Linked DNA regions of Homo sapiens: region 2 is linked to region 1. Evidence: chromatin loops called from intact Hi-C (ENCODE). Cell type or tissue: PC-3. All regions are shown on one strand. Each heading gives the region's core, and the rest is flanking DNA. Links, peaks and the distances in the headings are about the cores only. Region 1 has its middle 470 kb from the start of HINT1. Region 2 has its middle 390 kb from the start of CHSY3-AS1.

Region 1 (12,719 bases), core at 3,176-11,175:
TGTTTGGCATTTTTTTTTTCTTTCGCACTTTAAATATAGCATCCCACTCTCTCCTGGCCTACTGCATTTCTGCTGATAAATCCACCAAAAGCCATATTGGGCTTCATTTCATGTGATATGTTTATTTCCTCTTCCTGTTTTGAGTTCTCTTTCTTTCCTTTTGATTTTTGCTATATTGATTGAAATTCAATTCAAATTGATTCAATTGATTGAAATTCAAAAAGAAAGGGAATTTCTTTTGGGTAAACTTTGAGTGGTGACATCTGGGCTTTCTGTGCCTGGATGCTGTCATTTTTTTCCAGATTTGGGAATTTTTCAGCCATTATTTACTTAAATAAACTTTCTATGCTTTTTTTTTTTTAAATCTCTTGTCTCCTGTGGGAATTCCAGTTATATGAAGATTAGTTAATTGGGTGGTGTGCCATAATTCTCATAGACCTTCTTCAATCTTTTTAATTCTTTTTCCTTTCTGCTCCCTTGAGTGGGTAATTTCATATGTTATGTCTCCAAGCTCACTAAGTTTTCTTCTATTTGATCATGTCTGCTGTGGAAGCTTTCTAATATGTCTTTCAGTTTAGTTACTGTATTTTTTAATGCTACAATTTCTTTTTTTAATTGTTTCTCTTTGTCAAGTTTTAAATTTTATTCCTGGATTGTTTTCCAAATTTCATTTAGTTTTCTATCTATATTTTCTTGTGATTTCCTGAACTTCTTTAAGAGAATTATTCTGAATTCTCTGTCAGAAATTCCATAGATCTTTAATTTTGGGGGGTCCGTTGCTGGAGGCTTTTTTTGTTTTTTGTTTTGGTCGTGTCATATTTCCCTGAGTTTGCACAGCCCTTGCATCTTTATGTTGATGCCTGCATATTTGAGGAGACAACTGCATCTTCTAGTTTTTGCATGTGTTCTCTGGTGGTGTTAGACCTTTACTTCTTTTTTTTCCAAAAAATATGTTTCATTAATTTCGTTATTTGGCTCATTCTATTAACTAAAGGGTTGAGATCTTCTTTGTTGAGGGGCACACATGATACTTTGATACCTGTATATAATGTGTAATGATCAAATTGGGGTAATTAGGATATCCATCACCTCAAACATTTATCATTTCTTTGTGTTGGAAACATTATAATTCTTCTCTTCTAGCTATTTTGAAATATAAAATGTATCATTGTTAACTATAACCTTTGTACTAGGTCTTTACTTCTTAGTACTGGAACTTAAATACTGGCTGTTGCTGCTTCCCATTCTGAGGTGGACACTGGAACTAAAACACTGTACTGAAACTATTTGCCCTTTTGTTGTGTTTATTCTGTAGAAGACTTACAGTGAACACTGGAATATGAATGTTGCTCTGGGACTAAATTGCTGCCCTTCCACTTTTTTTCACAGTCTGAGAAAAACTTATAGTGAGTACAGAGCTTAAATGCTGCTCCATAACTATTTTGGTGCCTTGTCATTGTTTCCCAGTCCAGTGGAAGATTTAGCAAGCACTGGATTTAATTTCAACCTCTATAGGAGCATTTGGGTGGAAAATCTAGTTATGGATTCAGGACTTCCTTTAGTTTTTTTCCTTCTATGGTGCAATGGCACTGGCCAGTCTCTTCAATATGACATTGTTGCTGATTGGAGTACTGAATAGCCATAAAGCTCTTCATGCCAGCTGCTGTGAGCAGTGCCCCATTCTTTGTTCCCAGTTTACTTCAAGTAGCTCAGCACTCCTGGAACTCCTAGTGGTTCCTGTGGTGTGGGACTGGAGTGGGTTTAATGTCCAATTCCAATTCCCCCCTCTTACTTCAGCACCTGAGGGTTTAGGGCAATTCTCTGTGAGTGGTGTTATACCATCTTGAGGGAAAAGAGGGAATGGTCTGAAATGACTGTTTCTTTTACTGGTTGAGGTTTCTCTTGATTTTGTGGGCCCGCATGGTTTCTCTGCTTCTCCCCTGAGTTCTGGTGTATTTGGGGTGGTGTTCTGGTCTTTCAATAGTTTCTAGCTGTATTTTTGTGAGGGGAGTGATGCTGGGAGTTTTTCTATTATGGCATCTTGCTGACATTACTCCTGACATGTTTTTTAATACTGTTATAGATGTGTGGTTTATAATCATAGGACATCTGATAAATCTGATTTTGCATGGTTTGTACCAAAAAAGAAAAAAATGTATATTGCATTTGAAATGATATGTTTTGAAAGTTTCAGTACATTCCTAAAGGTAGAGAACTTCCATTTTGACTAGGAGTCAATGAGAAAAAAATTCTGCTTTTACAATTTTACACATCTGATAATTGAAACAATGCTTTACACATTACATTTTGGCTTTATGCATTTCAAGCCACTTCCATACTCTCAGGGCTAGGCACTGTAGAACATTTTCATATTGGAATATGACCTCCTTCATGTCATTATGCGGGATGAGTTTGTACAGTGCACTATAAGAATATTCCTGGAAGCCATTCCTTTTCTTTAATCTTGTTCCTACACTGCAAAGTATTACATTCTAGGTTGTTTGAGACATTAAATTGCTTACTTAAAAATCACAAAACTAAGTGGCATAACTAGACTTCAAATTCAAACCGATTATATAACCCTTGTACTTACTAACTTGGCTCTGAACCTTGCTGAATATAAAATAAAAGTTCTGGGTATTATGTATGTGAGTTCATACTCAATATGTGGGGTTTAGAAGAGTCCATGTTGGATCTATTCCATGTATATTATAGGGCAAACCTACAAATGAAGGCCCCCAAACCTACAAAGGAAGGACCCATGGAAGAGGCCCATGTAGCCCCTGGAATAGACTTGGAGTCATTTACATAAGGAATTCCAGATATGGGGCACCTGGATTGTGGTGGCTGGGGGCACAGGCTTCAGGTGGCATGTCTCTTTGCTCCATGGACTCCTTGCCTCGTAGAGAGGTTCAGTAGGGAAGAGCCAGTAGAAGACCTGCCTCCAATTACCCACGTCTAAGAGTAATAGTGGTATATGGTAAGTATTTAAATTATCAAATTTTCATGAAATGGAAGGAAATGAGACAACACCAGATGAAAAGGCACCAGATGAAATGGGACGTAGAATATTTTAACTTGCATCTGTCTTATTTGGAAATTTGACAATCAGAGATTGAACATTCTCCATACACAAATAATCATTAAAATAAATTAACCTCACTACTAATGAAATAATTACTAATTATTTCATTTATTACTTATTAATCAGTAATAAGAAGCCATTTTTCATCTTTTATATCAACAAGGTCTCCGTTAAAATAAGACCAAGCTAAATGCTGGTGAGGTGCAAGTGAAGTTATTAGTCAAATGTAAAGCTAGGGAGAATGATCTTTTACAAGCTTTTTTGGAAAGTAATTTGGGAATTTGAACAAAATGTCTAAAATTGCTTTATTATTTGGCCCAATAATTTTGTTTTTTGAATCTACCTGAATAAAATAATCTGAAATGCTTAAATCCATTACATATGTACATATGTGCACAGCAGTATCATATGTAATGATTTAAAATGGGTGTAGCCTAATATGCTTTATAAGTAAAGGGTGAATATAAAGGATTTAGTAAATATGTCTAATTGACAATTATGTATCATTAAAATCTGACTTACAAAAATTTAATAGCACAAGGAAATATTGGATAATAAATTTACATTTCAGAAGTAATGATAGCTTATTGTATGTACAATAACTACTCCATAAAGATATGCATAAAGACTAAAAGCAATTATATCAAAATAATAAGTAAACATATCAAAATATATATTATATTATAATTATATTTAATTTATATATTTGTTATATATAATTAATATAATATATATTATAATCTTATATTTTATTATTATATTATATAATATATCAAAATAATAAGTAAATATATCAATTATATCAAAATAATAAGTAAATGATAATAACTAAGATAGATCCTGATGTTGGGGGTTATTAAGTCTCTATTTTTCACTGTTAGATCTCCATAAGATAAAGAACATGTTGAGATTGTGATTTTGTGAATAAGCAAACAAAGAAAGCAATGATACAAATGAGGAACCAAAAGCAATTTAACATTTGTTTCCTTATATTAATGTATGTGTTACCTTCCGTAGCAATGAAAAAGAGAGCACATTTGGATTTTATTTTTTAACTAAAAATTTTTTTGCTCAAATTTTGAGGACATACTTGGCATTTTTTTCTGGTATTACTGTATTCTAAACAAATAGTTATAAATCAAGATCTAGTTCATTCCAGAGGAGACACCCAGATTTTTTTTCCCAGCAAGAATGAATAATAAATTAAATTCAGATTTTTTTTGACAGTTTGATAATAAATACATTTACTCAACCACAGTTCATCATGCAGCTGTGGCTATAGAAGCAGGTATGCTACTTGTCAACTGAAATCAGATATTATTTTAAAAATGACCTCTACATTTGAAACTTTCATAGTGTCACACATATAACAGTTTATTTTGAAATAAAAAGCAACTTTCAAAATTGAAGTGTTCCTGTGAACTTATCCACATAATATTGACCAGTAACAAAAATAAAAATAAAATTTGTAAAACCTCTTTGCTTTTTCCCTGTTTAATTGACTTCTTAAAACATCATGAAGGAATCATGTTTTTTTTGTTTGTTTGGTATCTTATATGAATTACTTGGTAAAGTGTCATATACTTTATTAATAACTATATAGCACAACATGAAAAAATATTCATTAGATACAAACGTGTGTGTGTGTGTGTACTTAGTGATGCTGCTTAACTGACATTTTAAAACTCTTTGGTATTCAGCCAACTTCACTCATTTTATCTTTTTTTTTTTTTAAAAAAGGCAGTAAATATTTATCTGCTTTTTGAAATGAGTTCCCTTTTAAAAACATTGTTGGCAGCCAATTTTCATCAATCACATTCTTTGTCATCTTTATCAGTTCTACCCTAAAAGACATTTGTGGTTTGAATTACACTTGGCTACTTTAGGAAATGTAATCACTTAAAGGAATTTTAGAGTGTGCAACAATTCAGTGTAAACTTCATCCATGTCAGGCATTAATTGTAAAAATAAACCTTTATCAAAACGTCCATTTCTTCCAATACACTATAGAAGAGTGATTATTATTCTCATTCTTCACCTGATACTCCCCTACCCCCTGTCATTGTTTCCTAAGAGAAGTATACATCCACATCTTTTGCACATTACTTCATAGCGTTCCCCCCACACTGTGGGTAAAGTAGAATATATTTTTCTATACTAGTGATGTTGAGATTGAACTTGTAGCTTGTTTTAGCCAATGAAATGCACTAAATCTTTCAGTTGCTTCATTTATAAAAATGAGGATAGTATTTTGATAACGTTAAGTTTGAGACCTACATTGATACTTAGATCAAATTCTTTGACTAAAATTATAATATTATAAAATATAGTTTTATGAAACAAAGCAATTTCACTTATTCAAGGACAGTCAAACTCCAAATTTATAACTTTGTATAGCCGCACACCAAGTTAGAGTTTTATTAGAATTACAGGAGTCCTGAAGTGGGAATTGGGGTACTTTTAATTCCTAGTGAGGATACCTATAGGATGGAGCCAAGGGCAAACATTGATCTAAGATTTGAGGAACCAAGATTTGGAGAATCAAGATGAACAAAAGCACTTTGATGTCTGCATTAAGATCCTAGATCAGAATTGGCAGGAGAAGATACCATTTTCTGAACCTCAATCATTTGTAAAACCGATAAACTTTCTTAATTCCTTCTCCCTTGTATCAGAAGAGCATGGGTGTCTTTTGCTTTATAAGTTTGATATAGCAGCAGAAGACCTTCATTACAGTCATATGCCTGGTTCCAGATTTGTTTGCTCTTTTTCTTTTTCTTTATAGTTTTCTTGAGACAGAGTCTCGCTCTGTTGCCCAGGCTGGAGTGCAGTGCCGTGATCTCAGCTCACTGCAGCTTCTGGCTCCTGGGTTCAAGCGATTCTCCTGCGTCAGCCTCCTGAGTAGCTGGGACTACAGGCATGCACCACCACGCTTGGCTAATTTTTGTATTTTTAGTAGAGACGGGGTTTACACCATGTTGGCCAGGATGGTCTTGATCTCCTGACCTCGTGATCCACCCGCTTTGGCTGTCCAAAGTGCTGGGATTACAGGCGTGAGCTACTGCGCCCAGCCTGTTGGCTCTTTTTCTTCTTTTTGGTTGTGGTTAATGATAAGAAATGGACCCAAACATATATGATTAGGGTAAACAAGCAACTATTTTTCCAAATCCCCTCACCCCACGCTGCAAAGGTCATGTTAGGGAGGATATTAGCTGAAAAGCGAGACTCACCATCTTCCCAGATTGGTTTAACACAGAAGTAAGTTTACATATAATTTTTATATGTATTTATTCATTCCTGATTACATTTTATAGAGGATTTGAGGCAAGGAATTGCTACATAGTAAGGGAGACTGGGGAGTACAGGCTTTTAGCTGAGTGGCAAACTGCCCAGATAAAAATGACCATAACGGGAGAGTGAGAATTGGGAAGCAGTTAACCATCTTCGCTACAATGACAAATCTCTGTGTTTTGCTCCTGAATTTATAGCACTATAAAATGCTTGCTTTTTACTGACCTAAATTTCTATAAATTTAATATGTTCATTTTTTTTTCAGATCACAGCAATTCATATGAGCGCACATCCTAAGGTGCTATATATTTGTCCAGCCTATGTATTTCTTACTGTGTTATACATCTGTTAACAGATGCCTAATCAAAATATAGTGATTTAGGTTAGGATTTTAATAATCTGTTTGTAACCCACTACAGCCATTTAGTTATATGATTTTATTTGAGATCATCTGCATACTGCTAGGAACAAAATGTGATGACCTACAGTCATTTAATGAATAGACATTATGAATGCAAAAGGCTACCATATACGTTGGTATAATGCAGGAAGAGCATGAGCTAATGAACTGATTTGCTGACTAAATTGTGGAATAATTTTATAGCTGTCCATACCACAAGACAATTTTGAAGAATCATTCTTTACCTCTAATTGCACAGAGGTTTCTACAAGAGAATCCTAGAATGTTTCACCTATCACACATTATCTGGCTTAGTCTTGTAAAGTTAATGGCTTGAGACAGGAAAGTCAAATTACAAGCAATGAAGTTATTATAGGAATAAACCCCAGGGGACTCTCAAAATAGGACAGAGGTTAGAAAAGCTTTAGAGCATCATGAAGCACAGCCTTAGGAAATATGACACCTCAGTGAAATGCTGAAAATCAGCTGTAGACTGTTTTTTACAGTCGTTTTGTGCACATGGAGATAGGTTGAGTCCTGCTAACAGAAATATGACTCTTGTTCCAGTGCAGTGCAGTTGTCCTGAAGTAGTAAATAAAATATCCTGTCTTACATTTGTAAGAATCCTTTTACCTACATCTTTTCCAGTTATGTGTTGTTATTTATAGATCACAGATAGGAAACCTAGGCTCCTAGAGGTTAAATGCCTTTGTCAAACGCCAATCAGCACCGTGGAAACATTTTACCCAAGAACAGCAGGCCTGCCTATGCCCAGAGAGCCTGTTGAAAACACCTTTTCCCAGACACTTAGTTTCTTTCAAGACTCAGGTTTATCATCCTGTATCATTTCTGACTCTGCATCCCAACTTTTGGTTATCTCAGTTCTGTCTTGTCCTCCACACTGAATTTCCATGTTGACTTGGCCCATTGCCTCCTGGGACTGTCGTGCTTCACCTTCCCTCATCCTGCTTCCCAGCCCAACATCAGTGAGCACCACGTTTTGGACCTTTTGTGTCTGTTGCAGTGCTGGCGGCAAGATGGGAAGTGAAAGAGCTAAGCGCCAATCCAAGTCAGAAACACCAAATTGGGTGTTCTTTCTGACGTACCATAATACTTTTCTGAGTCAACAATATGATTGCCATTACTATTTTAAACAAAAGTGTGATTTCAAGCAGATTTTGCTTCACAGATAAAGGCAAACAATTATGGATTCATATGCCATTTAAGTTTAATGTCATGTCAATGCATTTTCAGTCTTAGAGTCTATCTTTTTCTTCTTCAAAGTAATATTTTAATCTTTTTTGAAATCACATTGTGATCAGAGGCAAAGATTGCATCTAATTAATCATTCCTATAGTTATTATTCACAATTAATTGTTTTGGTTTTAGTTAACTTCCAAGAAATTTATATTCTTTTTTGAGGCTGCATTGTATTCCATAGTATAGATGTGTATAATTAACCTGTTGGTGAATATTTAGATTGTCTCTTTTTTTAAGCTATAAAAATGTTGTACTAGTGTATCTGTAGAATAACTTCCTAGAATTGGAATTGCTGGTTCAGAAGGTGTATGCACTTTTATATGTATGTTTTAGGAAATGCATTTTATTTTTTTCTCTTCTTGGATGTGATAGAAATGTTAACATATACAATTCAAAAGGAACACAGAAAGGTTACCAGTGAAAATATTACTAGTTTTCTTCTTTTCCTTTTTTTAAGAGACAAGATCTTGGTCTGTCACCCAGGCTGGAGTGTAGTGGCATGGTTATGGCTCACTGTGGCCTCGACCTCCTGGGCTCAAGTGATAGTCCCACCTCAGCCTCCCAAGTAGTAGTTCTCCTTTTGATAAGCAACCATTGTTACCAGGTTCTTATATTCTTACAGATATGCAAATATAAATGTGTGTATACTTAGAAAATTTCTCTTGAGAATATCTATATTTTCTTTTGCATTGCACTCATAAGGGTTCAAAAACTCTTGCCAAGATACTAATTGAGGGAGAGATACCCAGGCTGTTATGTCTCCTCCTTGTTAGGAGTACAATTCTATGTTGTTTCATCACTTGATACTTGCCATACAATACAATTACTGTAAATCCTATTAAAAGGACTCATTTCTATTGATTTTCACCATACCTTTCTATTCACTTTGGAAAGAAGGATGTCCGTGGATACAGGGATCTGTACTGTTCTTTTTTCACACATTTTAAAAATATAATTCAATTTGGACTGATTGCTCTATATAGCAGAAATCATAAAATATCACAAAATTTGATTTTTCCTTTCTTCCATATAGTAGGATTTAGGCTGAATACATGGCTATATAGCTGGAAACTATATTTCATAGCCTCTCTTCTTGTAGGTGTGGTCATGTAACTAAGTTATCACTGGTGGTTTAAGAGTGGAAGGAATGTGTATAAACTTGTACTTTAATTGCTTTGAATTTCTGATTTTCCTTCCCCGCAACCTGGAGCATAGATATTTCCTTAAGCTTTGAATGTACAGAAGAGTGCAACAGTCTGGATGAACAACAAGACAGAAGGGACTTGGGTCCCTCAATGATCAGGTGAAGCACAGATGTCCCACCAACCAGGATTGCTCAATTTGGTGGTGTTACATGAGGGAGAAATAAATTTCTCCCTGCTTTAAGCCACTGTATTTGGGAAGCCAGTTTGTTGCAAAGCTATCCTGTACCTTAACTAATGCATCTCCTTGCCTGGTTCTCAGCAAACAGACACTTGGGATTCCTTTGTCTTCTGCTGTTGTCCTATGTGAACTTCTTTCTTCATCTGTTTCACTTTGGTGGAGCACAAAACAGTGTATGGGAGAAAATATCATTGTTTTTGTTTGTTCATGTTTGAAAATATCTTGATTCAACCCTCCTATTGGGTGGATAGTTTGATTAAGCATGGAATTCTACTTGGGAAATAATTTTTCTTCTAAGTTTTGAAGCTGTTGCTCAATTTTCTTTGTTATTCTAGAAAAAAATTTGATTTGTGAGGCCTTTTTTTTTCTTTCTCTAATGAGGGTTTTATGATCTGTTTTTGAGTAAGGTTTTGAAATTTCTTAATGTGTTTTAGTGTGGGTTTATTTTCCTCCATTGTGTTTGGCACTCAGTGGGCCCTTTCAGTTTACCCTTTAATGCTGGGAAATTATCTTGAATTATTTGGTGGATGATTTTCTCCTGTTTCCTCAGCTCGTTCTTTCTGAACTGCTATTTTATTTGGATGTCGGACCTCCTTGGATTGCTCAAACGTTTCCCTCCTCCTTTTTATCTCTTTGGTTTATTTTGCTCTATCTTCTATGAAACTTCCTCAAATTAACCTTCCAACCCGCCAGTTGTTGTTTTTCATTTCTGCCTTAGTGTTTTCAATTTCTAAGAACTGGTTTTCTGTTCTTTGAATGTTCCTTTCTCATTGTTTCCTGACATGGATGCCATGTCATCTTTGACTGCAGGGAGTATATCAGTACTGGTTGTTTTCCTCAAGTTTTCTTCTCTCTGCACTCAGTCCTCTGAGTGGCTTACTTTTTCTCAGTATTTGTTTAGATTGATGTGTTTCCTCAGATGAGAAGCTGTCCTCAGATATCTAGAGATTTTCTTTTCTCTGCTGATAGAGTGAAGGTTTAAATATCTGACTGAGTGCTCTGAGTATGGGCATGGGGCTTGGAGGTTTTGAGTTCACAGTAGGGTGGTCTAGACAGACCGCTAGTGCCAAGCTCCAAATGTTGGTATCTTTATGTATTTCCTTTTGTCTGATCAGATGTCCCAGAGAACAGTCTTGTCATCCCGAGCCTAGAGGGTGGAGATTTGGCTGCCATAATTCTTGGAGGTGAGTGGACGGAGAGGGCTGGTGGTCTCAGCATTCAGCATGCCCTATTTATACTCCACTTAGTGATGCTGTTTTTAGTAAATTACCCAGACCCACAGCTGTGCTTAGTATCCCTGGTCCAGAGATCCTCCATTTAAACTTTACTGAAGAGTAATCTTTCACAATTCTTTTGGGGTAAGGGAGATAAAGTCACTCCATGAAGTGGGAGGATATCTAGAGTTTTAAATGATTCTCAAACAACTTTTACGATACTCCCTTTATTTTTGTATCCATCAAGTGTCCCCTTCACTGTCAGTTCCAGAATTACCAGAAGTCCCCAAGTCCCCAGTGCTGCTAGCACGTTTGTTTTTTGTTGTTGTTGTTGTTTTTTTTTTTTTTTTTTTTTTTTTTTAACAGAATCTCACTTTGTTGCCCAGGCTGGAGTACAGTAGCATGATCATAGCTCACTGCAGCTTCAAACTCCTGAGCTCAAGCAAGCCTCCTGAGCAGCTGGAGCTACCGCTGTGCACCAACACACCTTGCTAATCTTTATTTTAATTTTTTTTGTAAAGATTGAGTCTCAGTGTGTTGCCCAGGCTGGTCTCAAACTCCTGGCTTCAAGAGATCCTTCTGCCGTGGTCTCCTAAAGTGCTGGGATTGTAGATGTGAGCCACCGTGCCATACCCACTTCAGGATTTTGAAGATTCTGCAGAATAAATAAAGTTGTTTCCCAGCTTTTCCCCATTACAGCCTTAGGGATTTAGCTGTATTAAATCTGCTTAATCAGTGGTCATTCAATTATCTGTTTTATAGTTTAACAAAGTAGTAGCTATTTTTCTCCTATCTTTGAAAGATTATTTTATTATTGAGGAGATCTCCTTTGGTTCTACTTTGAGAAGGAGTGACTTTAGGTGTGAATTTTCATTCTACCATTTTAACCTGGCACCTTGATGATTGCTTTTATCAGTCTTTTATTTTCTCTTAGACTAGCAGAGAAGGTTTAAAATAACTTACATTTTCTTACATTCACTTTTCTGTACATGCTGATGGAGAGCATTAATAGTTACATTAAGTATTAAGAAATAGTTACATTCTCTGATTCAGGGAATTAATTTAGTTTCAGAAGAATAAAGTAAATAATTTAGTTCAAGAGGAATAATGTAAATGGATAGAATAACATCTTAATCAATCTCCAATAAATCTCAGAATCTATTGTTTAATATACCATTTATTTAGAAGAACAGAGCTTGTGCCAAACATGTACTTGCGATTTTACAAAAAGAAAACTAAAAGGCTGGCAGTAAACTGGCAAAATACAGGAGCTCATTTATAAAAACATGATGTAAAACAAATTAATTTATTACAATTTTTTGATCAAGACTCACAAAATGGGTTTGTTTGTAGACATCAGTACTTCTACAGATGATAAAATCACAGTAAGCTGTAAAGATATTAAGAATTCTTCCTCCGTTTATTCCTAATTGACCTTGTAGGAGTCTGGTGGTACATACTCAAGTGAATAAGAATTAGAGCTATCTCCCCTTTTCTCTTTTTGTCTAAGTTTTGTGCCCGTGTTAGTATTAGCCCCAAAGTACTTCTCTTATTTAATTCCATGTTGAGTTCACTGAATCACTGGCAATATACTTTCCATGTGGACATATACTTTCCGTATCTCTTGTAGCTTTCAGATGAGAGGCTTCCGTAGACATTTAGAATTGTCTGGTTTTCTGAAACCCATTAAAAAGTCTGAGAGGTAGAGAGGCTATAATTGTTATCACTTAGGTCCAATATAATCAGCTGTCCAACTATGTGTCACTTTCAGCAGCAGCTTTCCGCCATTGACTCCTTGTTTCTGAGATGCCTGTGAGGATCAATCACATCTGCCAAAGCAGAGGGGGAGGTTGAATGAACGAGATTCAAGTTTGCAGGCTCACCAACCCACACAGAACGAGACCATTTCTAACAGAGAGCTGGTGCAGGGTGTTAGCTGTTGGCATGTTTGGGTTCTGGGAGCACTTCTCTGCACAGAGAATCCTGACATGGAATCCATTTATAATTTCAGTCCAGGGTTGCGACACATCAGTGAAGCATGGCTCACACTGAAACGCTTTTTAAAGCTGTATCAATAAATGATTTG
Region 2 (12,719 bases), core at 2,416-10,415, 400 kb after region 1:
AGCTGCAATTGTAGTCACCATCTGATCAAGTTAATGTAATCTACTGTTATTCTCCAAAATTCATTTGTTTTCTATGCAAGCTAAATAGGTTAGTTAAATCGGAATGCAGTAGCATCACCACTCTGATATCTTTCAAGCACATTTTGGTGGCACTAATCTTTGTAATTCCTTAAGAAATGCAGTATTGATTTTGAATTATCATTTTGACAAAGGAAGCTCTAGAGGTCTCCACTTAAACTTTGCTCTGAGAGTATGCCTATTCCAATTATGCCCAGAAGGGTTGAGAAAATAATCACAGCATGAGTTTGAGGGATTACCAAGCCAACTGTGAGATGGACTCACGCTAAAACCCCATTAACCCGCTGCTCTCCATAAACCACTGCTCAGAGCCAGTGATCAATAATCTCTGAAAAATCTGATTATTTTCCCTTCTCCCATCAACAATAATTCTTTTGGATGATCACAAGTTCTTTTGAGGAAAGCTGGAGGAAATTTAGGGCATAAGTTTTGGGCAGTATAATTCTCAAATACACCCAGCACTGCCTAAGTAAAGAGGATCTGGGGATGTAAATGGGCCATAACTCCATATTGAGCAATTCAAGTCGAACTTCTGTTCACCAAACCTAGGGCCATTTATTGATATATACCAACTATAATGTTACTAGGCTATATATTTATTTTAGCCATAGGGTCTGCATGATTAATTAGCCAATGCCAAAGATCCCTGTGGGTCAGACCGTTTTCTATTACTGCTTTGAGTCTGCTGCCCATCAAGGTAACCATGCACATGTTGTCTTTGGCCATTTAATGCTTGCATTTGATCCCTGAAATATAGGATCTCATAGATTCTATTCAGTTCAGAGAACCCGTTTTTATAGCAGTACTTTTTGCTGTCATTTCTGGCCTCCAGAGAAGCCACTGCAGAGCAGTGCTCTTCTCACCGACGCATTTCTCAAACCCTAGGTGACAGGAGTATTCCCTGCACTCTCCAAGAAGATATAGTTAATGGGTGATCTGGCAGGTATTAAATTTATTGAGACATTTGGATATATCCCACCACCTTATTTTATGTTTCTAGTAGGATTTTATTTTTTTTTCTTACACGTTCCCTTTTGTTTATATTTCTCTGGCATTTTATTAACTCTTTTCTTCTTCTGGTTACCTGGAATTTATAAATTATATATCTAAAATTTTATTGGTTACCCTTGAATTGTTATCAAATGTTGAAAATGTAAGCATATTTTATTATTATAGTCAAACATTGATCTCTCACTGAAAAAGACAACATCTTTAACACCTTCAAACATACCATTACACATCTCAAACATATCATATTAGATAGTAAAATTTGATTACCTCCCACTAAATCCTATTCCTCCCTAATATTTCCTATCTCACTAAATATCACCACCATCCTTCTGTTGCTCAAACCAAAAACCCAGGAATCATACCCAAAGCCTCTACCTAGTCTGAGATGACATCATTCTTGCCTAGACTACCACCAGAGACCATTTATTGGTCTCTCTTCTTCCACTTTGCCCTTATTCAATTATTTTCCTCAGAGCTAATGTAGTGATTGTTTGAGAAGTAAAGCTGATGATGCCATCCTTCTGAGTAAAACCTTTAATGCTATCTCATGAGTCAGAAAAAGAATCCAGGCTCTACTATGTTCTTCAAAGCTTTTCTTGACATGGACACTGCCTCACCTTAATCAATCGTCACCTTTCTCATTATGCTCCAGGCGCACTGGCTTCCTTTGTTTTTCTGAAAGATGCTGCCCTCCTCCCAACTATGTATCCAGGCCCCCTTTTTATGACTGTCCCTCTGCCTGAAATGTTCTTTTCTGTAACTTTCCACATGTTTGGCTCATTCTCCTCTTTCAGTTTTCTACTGAAATCTCACATTGTTACAGGAGGTCTTTTGATTTTCCTTTATAAAGGGACTCTCTTATTACCTTCTAGCGCCTCACCTGACTTTTAAACTTTTGTATCACTTACCATAATCTGTATTTTTCTTTACTTGCTTGTTTAAATAGTTTTCTTTATTTGCTCATTTACCATTTGTATTCTCTGTAAGAGAGTTAACTTTATGATGCCAATGACCTTGTCTGGATTGTTCACCTCAGTGTATCTCATTATTTGATCAGTGCTTATCACATCCCATGGACTCAATAAAAGCTCTATCAGGCAAATTACTTGATTTACAAAGGGAGAATTATAATGATTATAAGGATTCATATACACAGCTAGCATGGGCTTCTTAATTGTGAAAAAAATTGTTTCACAGTAGCCTTCCTTATGAATGAGAGGAATGAATTTGGGTTCTATGCAATTGGGCTTTCCTTTTGGTAGGTAGGTGGAGGGCAAATACTCAAGGTTGGGTTTTTATGATTGATAAAGAGAAGAATGATTAACATTGGGAAGGGCATCAAATGCATCTGCCTTTCTCACTTGAGTTTGAGCCCAGTCTCCCACCTTGAACGTCTCTATACTCCAAGAATTTGATTGGCGTTCCTTGCCCACTATGGCAGGAAGACCAGTCACCATGTCCACCCACAGACTACAGATTTGGGATTTTTCCAGGGACTTATTAGGAAGACCAATTATCATCCCTGCAGGAGGATGCACATTGTGTATATTGTTATAATTGACTTTGCTTTAAATTTACCTGTCAATCTCAAATCATTTTTTGCTATTTTCCAGAAGGCCCTCAAAGGGCAAATTTTCTGGTTCTCATTTTTTTTGTTGTTGTTAAGGGATTTTGTTAAGTAATCTTTATTGTTGTTGTTTTGATTTCAAAAAAAATGGGAGATGAAGAGAGACACTAATACCACATTTTCAGTTTGCCATCTTCATCAGAGCATCATTAAATACAATTTTGAGTAATTCTCACTGTACATTTTTAAAATTAGCTATTGGTGGTAGGTTTAAGGACAGGCCATCATAGTATTTATTTTCTTGAAAGACATTTGATGAAATTTGTTTAACATGTGATGCTCTATAGAAAGTAAAATTGATGTTTTGCAAATAAAAGTGACTGTAAGAGTGAGGTATCAAATTTTCAACTTAGACTAAAATGGAATAAGATTGATATTCCCCACATTTATATTGAATTTTTCAAAAATGGAAGCTGTGTGTTATTATTTCACTAGTTCCAAGATATGCATAGTGACAAGATCTTTTTACATATTTAGGAACTATTAGTTAAATGAATGAAAATAAAGCTGAATATTTTCAACATTTGCATTGAATTTTAAGTAGGTGGGAAACAATCTTATTTACCTTTTTTGGCAGTGGCTCAAAATTATTATCAGTTTGTTGGCCCTACAAATTAATTCATATTTTTTAAATGTCCATGTATGATTCCACAAGCTTTATAATTGTTTTAAAGTCACATTTGTTTACCTGGTACTTCCTTGATAATTATAAATGACAGTAACAAGAGGTGAAGGAACATGGACACCAGAAAGATATTGTTCCTGCCAGACACACAGACCTGTCATCATGTACCAATTTTAAAAAACAAATAAAGTCATGATTTTATTGAGTAAATATATATGGGTCCAAAAAATCTGAAAAACACTGTTATGCTGACTAATGGTCAGAATGGTTTTATAGAAATTCCCAAAACAAGTTTGTGAGAAAGTGTTACCCTTTTTGTCCCCCTTTTTTTTGGCTTGTGTTTGTTTTTAGTTATTTTAACCAGTGTTTTTTTTCCAAGGCTAATGATGTTGTTTGCTAGTTTCCTCATGTTACATCAAATGAATTTGGATACCCTCTGAGACATCTAAATAGCAACTGCAGTAAATATTCATCATGTGGAATTAATAATGACATCTTGAAATGTTCTATTTGTTTTTTTCGGGCTCTCTTTACCTCACAGAACCATCACCCAATGTGGTATTAAAAACAAAGGAGGGCCATGGCTGGATTTTATACCACATTGAGAGGAGAAAAGGTGAACTGTGAGATCACTTTGGTAACAAGCACTAGCAAAGCTTAAAGGCTTGTCAAGAAACTTGGGTACAGGAGAACTTGGGTTTATGATTACTTAGATATTATTCCTAATGTGAAATGAATGAAATAATTATAAATTGCCCAGATAAATGACTATTGGTTAACTGCTAATTTCTGATGCAATAAAAATTCAAACTGAAGTTTTCTGTTGATCCCAAATACTTATCAGACTTAGAAGTGGAAATTTCCAGTTATATATTAATTAGATAAAGCAAATGAAGAAGCTCTCTAGAATAATGTTATATAATTTCTGATTACAGAAAAAAACTTCACCTTGAGTTACATTCATTTAGCATATCCTGTTTATTTTTTATTATTAACTGTAGATAGAGAAGGAAAAAGAAAGAAAATGGGGCAAAGATGAATAAAAATAAATAACAGATGACAAGGCCATTGAAGTTTTATAAAACATTCTTTATTGGTTGGGTGGTGCCTGTTTGGTGCCTATATTTCTGCCTTGTGTGTTTAAAATAAACTTTAAAAGCTAGAGAAATAAATATATCTGCCAATTGTTATGGTTACTTTTCTTCCTGCTACTCTTCTCGTTAACATTTACTTGGAAAAAGAATAGAATCCAAGTAAGACCTGGCAATAGTAATTTTAGTTCCATGTGTTAAATTTATTTTATTGAACTGTTCGGAAATTTTAAAATTCTAGGCTAACTTAATAGCAAAATTAATATATTTAAAATTGTCTCTAGTAACCATTAGAAGATTTTTAAATGCATAATTTCCAAAAGAAAAAAGAAAAAAAAACCTAGAATCAAGGGAAAAGAACAAAGAAAACTCAATGCGTTAGTAAAAGGCACGAAAGATTAAAAATGAAACAAATGAAAATAACTCTAAAAACCTTAAAAAAACAGAATATGTAGGTCTTGATAAATCTAGAGTGTGTGTTAGATTGACTTTACAGCCTATTTGGGTTAAAGATCACATACTTTCCATATTTTCTCCTTTATAGCCTTTTCTTAAGCCTCCGTTAAATACTGAGTTTGAAGGGATCCACTGGTTCCATTTTCCTGGCAAAAATAGTTTCCATTTTGTCAAACATTTAGAAACCAAATATTGATGTTTGTCTTATAATTATTGTCAAGAAACATTTCCTTGGGGATATCAAACTGACTGCTGCCAAAAGGGACTCAAAACACATTTCCCCATTTGTTCTGCCTCCAGAGACTGTTTCCTTTTGCCACCTCTGTACCAATTGGTAATAAAAACACATTTGAGCAAATTAAAACTAACAATCTGTGCTAGAAACACCCACTGTCTTTCAGAACAGGCCAAAGAAATGTCACTGGTACCACTGGTACAATTTGAATTCAGTTGTAATTAGACTTTGAACCTTGTTTCATTTGCTGAAATTTGATCTGTTTGCTGCTCTTGTTGAAGTTTCTTCTACTTCACCAGAATGTTTATTTCAAGGGTACCACAGAAATTGTTCTTAGAGCACATGACTGTCAGAGAGTCTTCACAAGCAAAGAAACTTCTTGTCTCTTAATGATGGGTATGAGTGCGTATATGCATATAAAGTAGCTAAAGTTTTCAGAGATGGCACAGAGAAATTAAAACATTAAAAGGTGTATTAGTCTGTTCTCACATGGCTAAGAAAGACATACTAATAAAGACTGAGTAATTTATAAAGGAAAGAGGTTTAATGGACTCACAGTTCCACATGGCTGGGGAGGCCTCACAGTCATGGCAGAAGGCAAATGCGGAGCAAAGTCATGTTTACATGGTGGCAGGCAAGAGAGCTAGTGCAGGGAAACTCCCATTTATAAAACCATCAGATCTCTTGAGGCTTATTCACTACCACAAGAATAGTATGGGGGAAACCGCGCCCATGATTCAATTATCTCCACCTGGCCCCACCCTTGACACATGGGGATTACTACAATTCAAGATGAGATTTGGGTGGGAACATAGCCAAACCATATCAAAAGGAATTTTAAGTAGGAGTATTATTTCTTCTGGTAGTTTTAGATGGGTATTTTCTAAAAAAGAATTGAGATGAAACAACACAAACTTAAAGTGATCCAAAGATCAAAACTGATGTTTTCTAGTTTTCTTTCTGTCTTAATGAAAGAAAATAGGAAAACTTGACTACATAAATTAGAACAGATAGAAGTCCCACCTCATGTTGATTAAGAAGAATTTGGCTGGGTGTGGTGGATCACGCCTGTAATCCCAGCACTTTGGGAGGCGGAGGAGGGTGAATCACCTGAGGTTAGGAGTTCCAGACCAGCCTACCAAGGTGGAGAACTACCCCATCTCTACCAAAAATACAAAAAATTAGCTGGGCATGGTGGCACATGCCTGTAATCCCAGCTACTGGGGAGGCTGAGGCAGGAGAATTGCTTGAACCCAGGAGGCATATCTTTAGGCACAAATGAACTCTAGCAAGTATTTTAATACTTTAAAATTCCGTATTTGCCAAATTCCATGCACATGTAAAAAAATTTAAATGGAAGTTGTGTTATTTTTTGAAGCAGTTTAAGCCCAAATACCATTTTTTCTGATCTCTATTCACAAATGATGGTATTTGACCTTAATTTCAAAGTTTAAAGATATATAAATTCAGTATATTTTTGATGAATTTTATTTCTTCAAAACTTTGTGTAGTGCTGTATATAAATTATCTGCTATAGTAACAATTCTGTGTGGTAGGTGTTTTATTTCCATTTCTCATATGGAGAAATTGAGTTCCAAGAGGTCATAGAAGACTTTCTCTGACAGTCATGAATAAGCTAACTTCTGCTGAATAATGTACTCATTAAAGGTGTAATAGAAAACGAGGTTTCTGTGAATTGAAAGCCAATGTACTTAAATACTACTCTATATCAACTACCAAATAATAGTATCTAGCATAAAGCAATTGTTCAGCAATTGTCACCATCATTGCCATTATTAACATTCCCCCAGCTTTATTAAGATATAATTGACAAATACAAATTGTATGTATTTGCACTGTACAATGTGATATTTTGACATATGCATACAATGGGAAGTTATTAAATCAAACAAAATTACATAGCCATTACTTCACATACTTGTCTTTTTTAGTGGTAAGAAATTTAATGTCTACTCTCTTAGCAATTTTCAAGTATACAATACATTATATTAACAATAGTTATCATGCCATATAATAGATCTTCATAACTTATTCATCCTGTCTGAGACTGTACTTTTTGACCAATAGCGCTCATTCTCCACCTGTCCTATCCCCCAGCCTCTGACAGCCACCACTCTACTCTCTGCTTCTATGAGTTCAACTTTTTTAGATTTCACAAGCAAGTGAGATCATACAATATTTGTCTTTCTGTGTCTGGTTTTTCACTTAGCACAAAGTCCTCCAGTTTCATCCATGCTGCAAATGACAAGACTCACTTCTTTTTAAAGGCTTAATAGTAGTCCACTGTGTGTATGTGTGTGTGTGTGTCTGTGTGTATCTGTGTGTGTGTCACATTTTCTCTTTATACATATGTCTGTTGGGGGAAACTTAGGTTGATTCCTATCTTGGCTGTTGTAAATAATGTTTGCAATGAAAATGGGCGTGTAAATATCTCTTTGACATGCTGATTTCATTTTTATTTTATAAATCCCCAGTAGTGGGATTTCTGGATCATATGGTAGTTCTGTTTTTAGTTTTACCTTCCCACCAACAGTATGTGAGTGTTATCTTTTCTACACATCCTTGGCAATACTTATTATCTTCCATCTTTTTGATAACAGCCATCATAACAGGTGTGAGGTGATATCACTGTGTTTTTAATTTGCATTTTCCTTATACTTGGTGACGTTGAACTTTTTTTTTTCATACACCTGTTAGCCATTTGTGTGTCTTCTTTTGACAAATATCTGTTTTTGGTTCTTTGCCCACTTTTTAGATTGAGTAATTTTTTGTCTTGCTGTTGAGTTATTTGAGTTTGGTCTTGTCCATTTTGTGTGCTATCAAGGAACACCTGGGGCTGAGTAATTTATGAAAAAAAAGTTTATTTGGCTTACTATTCTGATGGCCAGAAAGTTCAAGATTGGACATCTGCATCTAGTGTGGATCTTAGGCCACTTGCACTTACAGTGGAAGGCACAGGGGAGTGTTTGGGCAGAGGTGCAGGAGAGAGAGAAAGGGAAAAGGTTCCAGGATCTTTCTAACAGCCAGATCTCTCAGGAGCAAAAGAATGAGAACTCACTCACCCCCATGGGAGGACATTAATCTGTTCATGAGGAATTCACCTCATGACCTAAACACCTCCCATTAGGCCCCACCTCCAACACTGGGAATTAAATGTCAACATGAGGTTTAGAGGACAAACATCAAAGCCATAGCAAGTCTCTTATATATTTTGGATATTAACCCCTTATCAGTGGTTAATATTTTTTCATTCTGTATGTTTTCTTCCATTCTGTAGGTTTTCTTTTCCCTCTATTGTTTTCTTTGCTGTGCAAAAGCTTTTTAAAGTTTGTTGCAATCCCATTTGTCTATTTTTGCTTTTGTCACTTATGCTTTTGGGATCATATTCAAAAAATCTTTGCTTAGACTAAATTTCAAAAAGTATTTTTTTCCTGTTTTTCTCCTAGTAGTTTTACATGTTCAGGTCTTATGTTTAAGTCTTTAATCCATTTTTAGTTGGTTTTTGTGTATGGTGTGAGATAAGGGTCTAATTTCATTCTTCTGCACATGGATTTCCAATTTTCCCAATCTCATTTATTGAAAAGACTGTTCTTTTCTCAGTTTGTGTTCTTGGCACCTTTGTTAAAGATCAATTGGCTGTAAATGCATGGATTTATTTATGGGCTGTCTTTCCTGTTCCATTCATCTATATATCTGTTTTTATGCCAGTATCTTGTTTTGAATACTATAGCCTTGTAATATATTTTGAGATCAGGTGGGGTAGTGTCTCCAAATTTGTTTTTTTGTTGTTGTTGTTCAAGTTTTTTTTTTTTTAATATCTGGGGTTTTCTGTGGTTTCATAGGAATTTCAATTTTTTTTCTATTTCTGTGATAGTAAAATGTTTAATAATCACAGACAAAATCATCAGGAACACTGAGTTATGGTAAGAGTCTATAAAGATATTTCATTGTATAATATCAAGGATATTCAAGTGACTTTTTGGAAAGAATTTTACAAAAGCCAATCACATTGGCAAATTAGAGTGCATTTCCCTTCTTAATTTCAGAAATCATTTATATGGATGTTGTAAATTAATAAACATATCCTAAACTTTAGCAGCATATCAGAATAAAACTCCCTAGAGTGTTCTTTCAAGAAAGAGCATTAAATTGCAGAATCATTAGTTAATTTTTTTTTTTTTTTTTTGGTGACTGAATCTTGCTCTGTCGCCCAGGCTGGAGTGCGGTGGCATGATCTCGGCTCACTGCAAGCTCCGCCTCCCGGGTTCAGGCCATTCTCCCGCCTCAGCCTCCCGAGTAGCTGGGACTACAGGCGCCCGCCACCATGCCCGGCTAATTTTTTGTATTTTTAGTAGAGATTGGGTTTCACTGTATTAGCCAGGATGGTCTCAATCTCCTGACCTCGTGATCCACCTGCCTGGGCCTCCCAAAGTGCTGGGATTACAGGCGTGAGCCACCATGCCCAGCCCATTAGTTAATTTTCTTTTTTTTTCTTCTTTTTTCTTTTTTTTTTTTTGTGATGGAGTCTTGCTCTGTCGCCCAGGCTGGAGTGCAGTGGCGTGATCTAGTCTCACTGCAAGCTCCGCCTCCCGGGTTCATGCATTCTCCTGCCTCAGCCTCTCGAGTAGCTGGGACTACAGGCGCCCCCCACCACGCCTGGCTAATTTTTTGTATTTTTAGTAGACACGGGGTTTCACCGTGTTAGCCAGGATGGTCTCCATCTCCTGAACTCGTGATCCACCCGCCTCGGCCTCCCAAAGTGCTGGGATTACAGGCGTGAGCCACCGCGCCTGGCCTAGTTAATTTTCACACATAACTTCATTGTGTGAGAAGCAGAGGAAAGTCATTTAATTTGTAAAAGTGATAAATTACTTCAAAATTGAATGAATCAGTATGCACACATTTCAGAAAGAATGCAGCTCAAATCTTCAATAGACTTAGATCCCTTTATAAAAACAAGGATATCCATTATCTTTAATTTAGTGAAACATCAAATATTTTCTGTTAAGTCATATTTATTCCTCAAGTAGCTTTGGAAAGCAATTGGCTATTAAAATAATATCCATTTCTTTGTATCCCGTTGATGGTAACTGTAGCAAAGGACTGATTTGTTTGACTTCTTAGACTATTTGGATAGCTAAACATAATGATCAGAAATTTTTGAAAACACATTGGGAAAATAAGTTTTCTCCTTAAACAAAGTAAATGACAGTACACTGTCTTTGGAACTATGCCAAGTTTTCTTACAATGTTTACTAAAGAGGGTTTCCTGAGTTTCCAGTTGGTTGTTCCAAACATAAACTTTATTTGTTCCTACCTAGAGGAGTTACTGATGCACCTGCGGCCATGTACCCAGTCATGCTGCCTGTTCTCCACACAGCTTGACTGGCAGCATAAAGACCCATGCAAGCAGATGTGACCAGCTGCATGCTGAGACTGAGATGTAGAGAGTAGGAAGGCAGATAAGGCATCAGCCATGTGCAAATTTTCCCTGTAGCACTTTGAAGTCTTTGAGTTTGCCATAGTTTTTAAAATTAGACTATATAGTCAATTAGAGATCATTATTACATGTTTTTTTTTTCATAGTGCTCTTGGTTGCTCCTCAGATAAAATGACCATCCATATGGCAATAGCCTCACCCAAGGCCAGATGGCTTATTGCAGGGATTGGGAACCAACAATCTTTTGCTTAAAGAGGCACTTAAATTTTTTCAAAATGACACAGCCCTAGGAAAAATCTTTTTATGGAATATCTCCAACTTCCCTGTTTGCAAGCACCTCCCTGTTCTCTATGAATAGCCTATTTCCTCAAGCCTCTTCCACACCCACTCAGTTTGCAGCCTCTGTTTAGACTTGCGTTGTGCTGACTATCAATAAATTCTTCCTAAGGTGTTTTTTACAGTGGGCTTATTAGGGTGATAACCTATACAGAAAATTCTTTGACTATTCCTTCCGCTGACAAAAACCTGTTGCTTGGGGGTAATGAAGCAGGCTTCTGTCACCTGTGCCAATGGATCAGCTCCACTCACTTGGCATTTTGTGAGATGACTCTGGTATCACTGCTACCTTCCTCTTGATCACAAAGAGAAAAAGAGAAATTCTCCTGTTTTCTACTCGTGGAAACAAAATAAATGAAGAATTTTATTTCTGCTGAGTTTTTACAAACCCACTAACTATCATAGTTTTGTGTAAGGAGGAAATCCGCCACCTACTTCGGCAATACCTTGCACTAACCCCCTGCATTCCTTAGAATGATAGTCACTGCTCTAAGCAATCACTCAGGCTAAATTTGGAAATTCATTCATTTGTGTAGCTTTTCTGGGGTTGTTTTAACAACTGTGATGCAGTAGTGCCAGTGATTTGGGGTTTCAACATAATTGCACTCTGGGGAATTACCTGGGGACCTGGACTATGTCAGATTTACCGGCTTGATCCAACTGGAATATGGAAAGCTTGTCTGAACTACAGTGCACACATACACACTCACACACACACACACAAATGCCTGTGCCAGAGCATGTGTCTGTGCATATGTAAGGTAATGGAGTTGGGTTATTATAACAACTAACACATTTGTTACTTTAAACTATCTTTTAAAATTTTTTTCTCGTCTAGGGTCTGCTGAAGAAAGCAGAACAGTTTAGCTCACATCCTGCTCTATAAATATTAAGTCTATAAATTAGAGAATTAATTCAGGCTAAAGAAAAGAATCAGATTCAGTAAGTGAATTGAAATTGTATATTTTATAATTTATAAAATTTAAAGTATTTTTATAATTTCATATAATCATCATAATAACTAATCTTTATTTAGTTTTATAATGTGCCAGGCACTATGCTAAGTGCCAGACATAAAATAACTCATCTGTTGACTTCAGTAACTTTGTGAGGTAGATCTTATTATTATCCTTATTTTAAAAATAAAGACATAAGCTCGGAGATGTTAAGTCCTTTGCCGCAAATACAGAGCAAAAAAGTGGCAGAGCTGGGATTGGAACACAGGTATTCTGGACCCCAAAGTTAAGGCTTATACAGGATCTAAACATTTTGCCTCTCTGGTGGTACTTTGCACTGTTTTCCCCCGTGAATCTCTGTGTCCCAGCCACCCTGGCCTTTATTCAGTTTCTCATGCTCTTCCTGTGCCTTCACACTTATCAGGTTCTCTCTATGTAATGTTCCTACTCTTGGATGTGCCCCATTATAATTGTTTATAATCATACACTTATTGTGATTATTTGATTAATTTCTTTTCCTTCACTAGGCAAGGTCAAGTACCATGTCTGCTTAGCTCACTATTATTTTAGAGGAGACACTATGAAGTGGTGTTCAAAAGCCTGGGTTCTGACTTCACGATGTTATGTTACCATATATGTTTTCTAACTTCTCTTTCACTCAATTTTCTTATCTATAAAATGGGGAAAGCGACAATATAGACTTCAGGGAGTTATTGAGGTGTAAATGAGTAAAAGAGCAATAAAGTATTTAAACTCTTTCCTAGTACCAGCAGGGCATAATAAGAATTAGCTATTATTATTTTTGTCTATTCCTGACACCTGCTATAGTGCTGGCTAGGTAGG

Evidence for each region. Hi-C counts contacts between places; a loop is a spot of excess contacts. Peaks named below come from ENCODE experiments on the same cell type or tissue, not always from the same donor. Only the 100,000 strongest peaks of a DNase experiment are listed, where the experiment ranks them.
Region 2: a loop joins it to region 1, with 4 times the contacts of the local background. A loop is called at or near these places in 1 of 110 quality-filtered maps.

The regions. Positions count from the first base shown.
Region 1 is chr5:130,687,461-130,700,179 of GRCh38, reverse strand. No RefSeq gene overlaps it. Among named protein-coding and RNA genes, the nearest start is that of HINT1, 470 kb to the left of the region's middle. In PC-3, for the core only: no CTCF peak of the experiment used is centred there; no DNase peak of the experiment used is centred there; H3K27ac peaks cover 2,414 bases.
Region 2 is chr5:130,288,075-130,300,793 of GRCh38, reverse strand. No RefSeq gene overlaps it. Among named protein-coding and RNA genes, the nearest start is that of CHSY3-AS1, 390 kb to the right of the region's middle. In PC-3, for the core only: no CTCF peak of the experiment used is centred there; a DNase peak (open chromatin) is centred at 5,823; H3K27ac peaks cover 555 bases.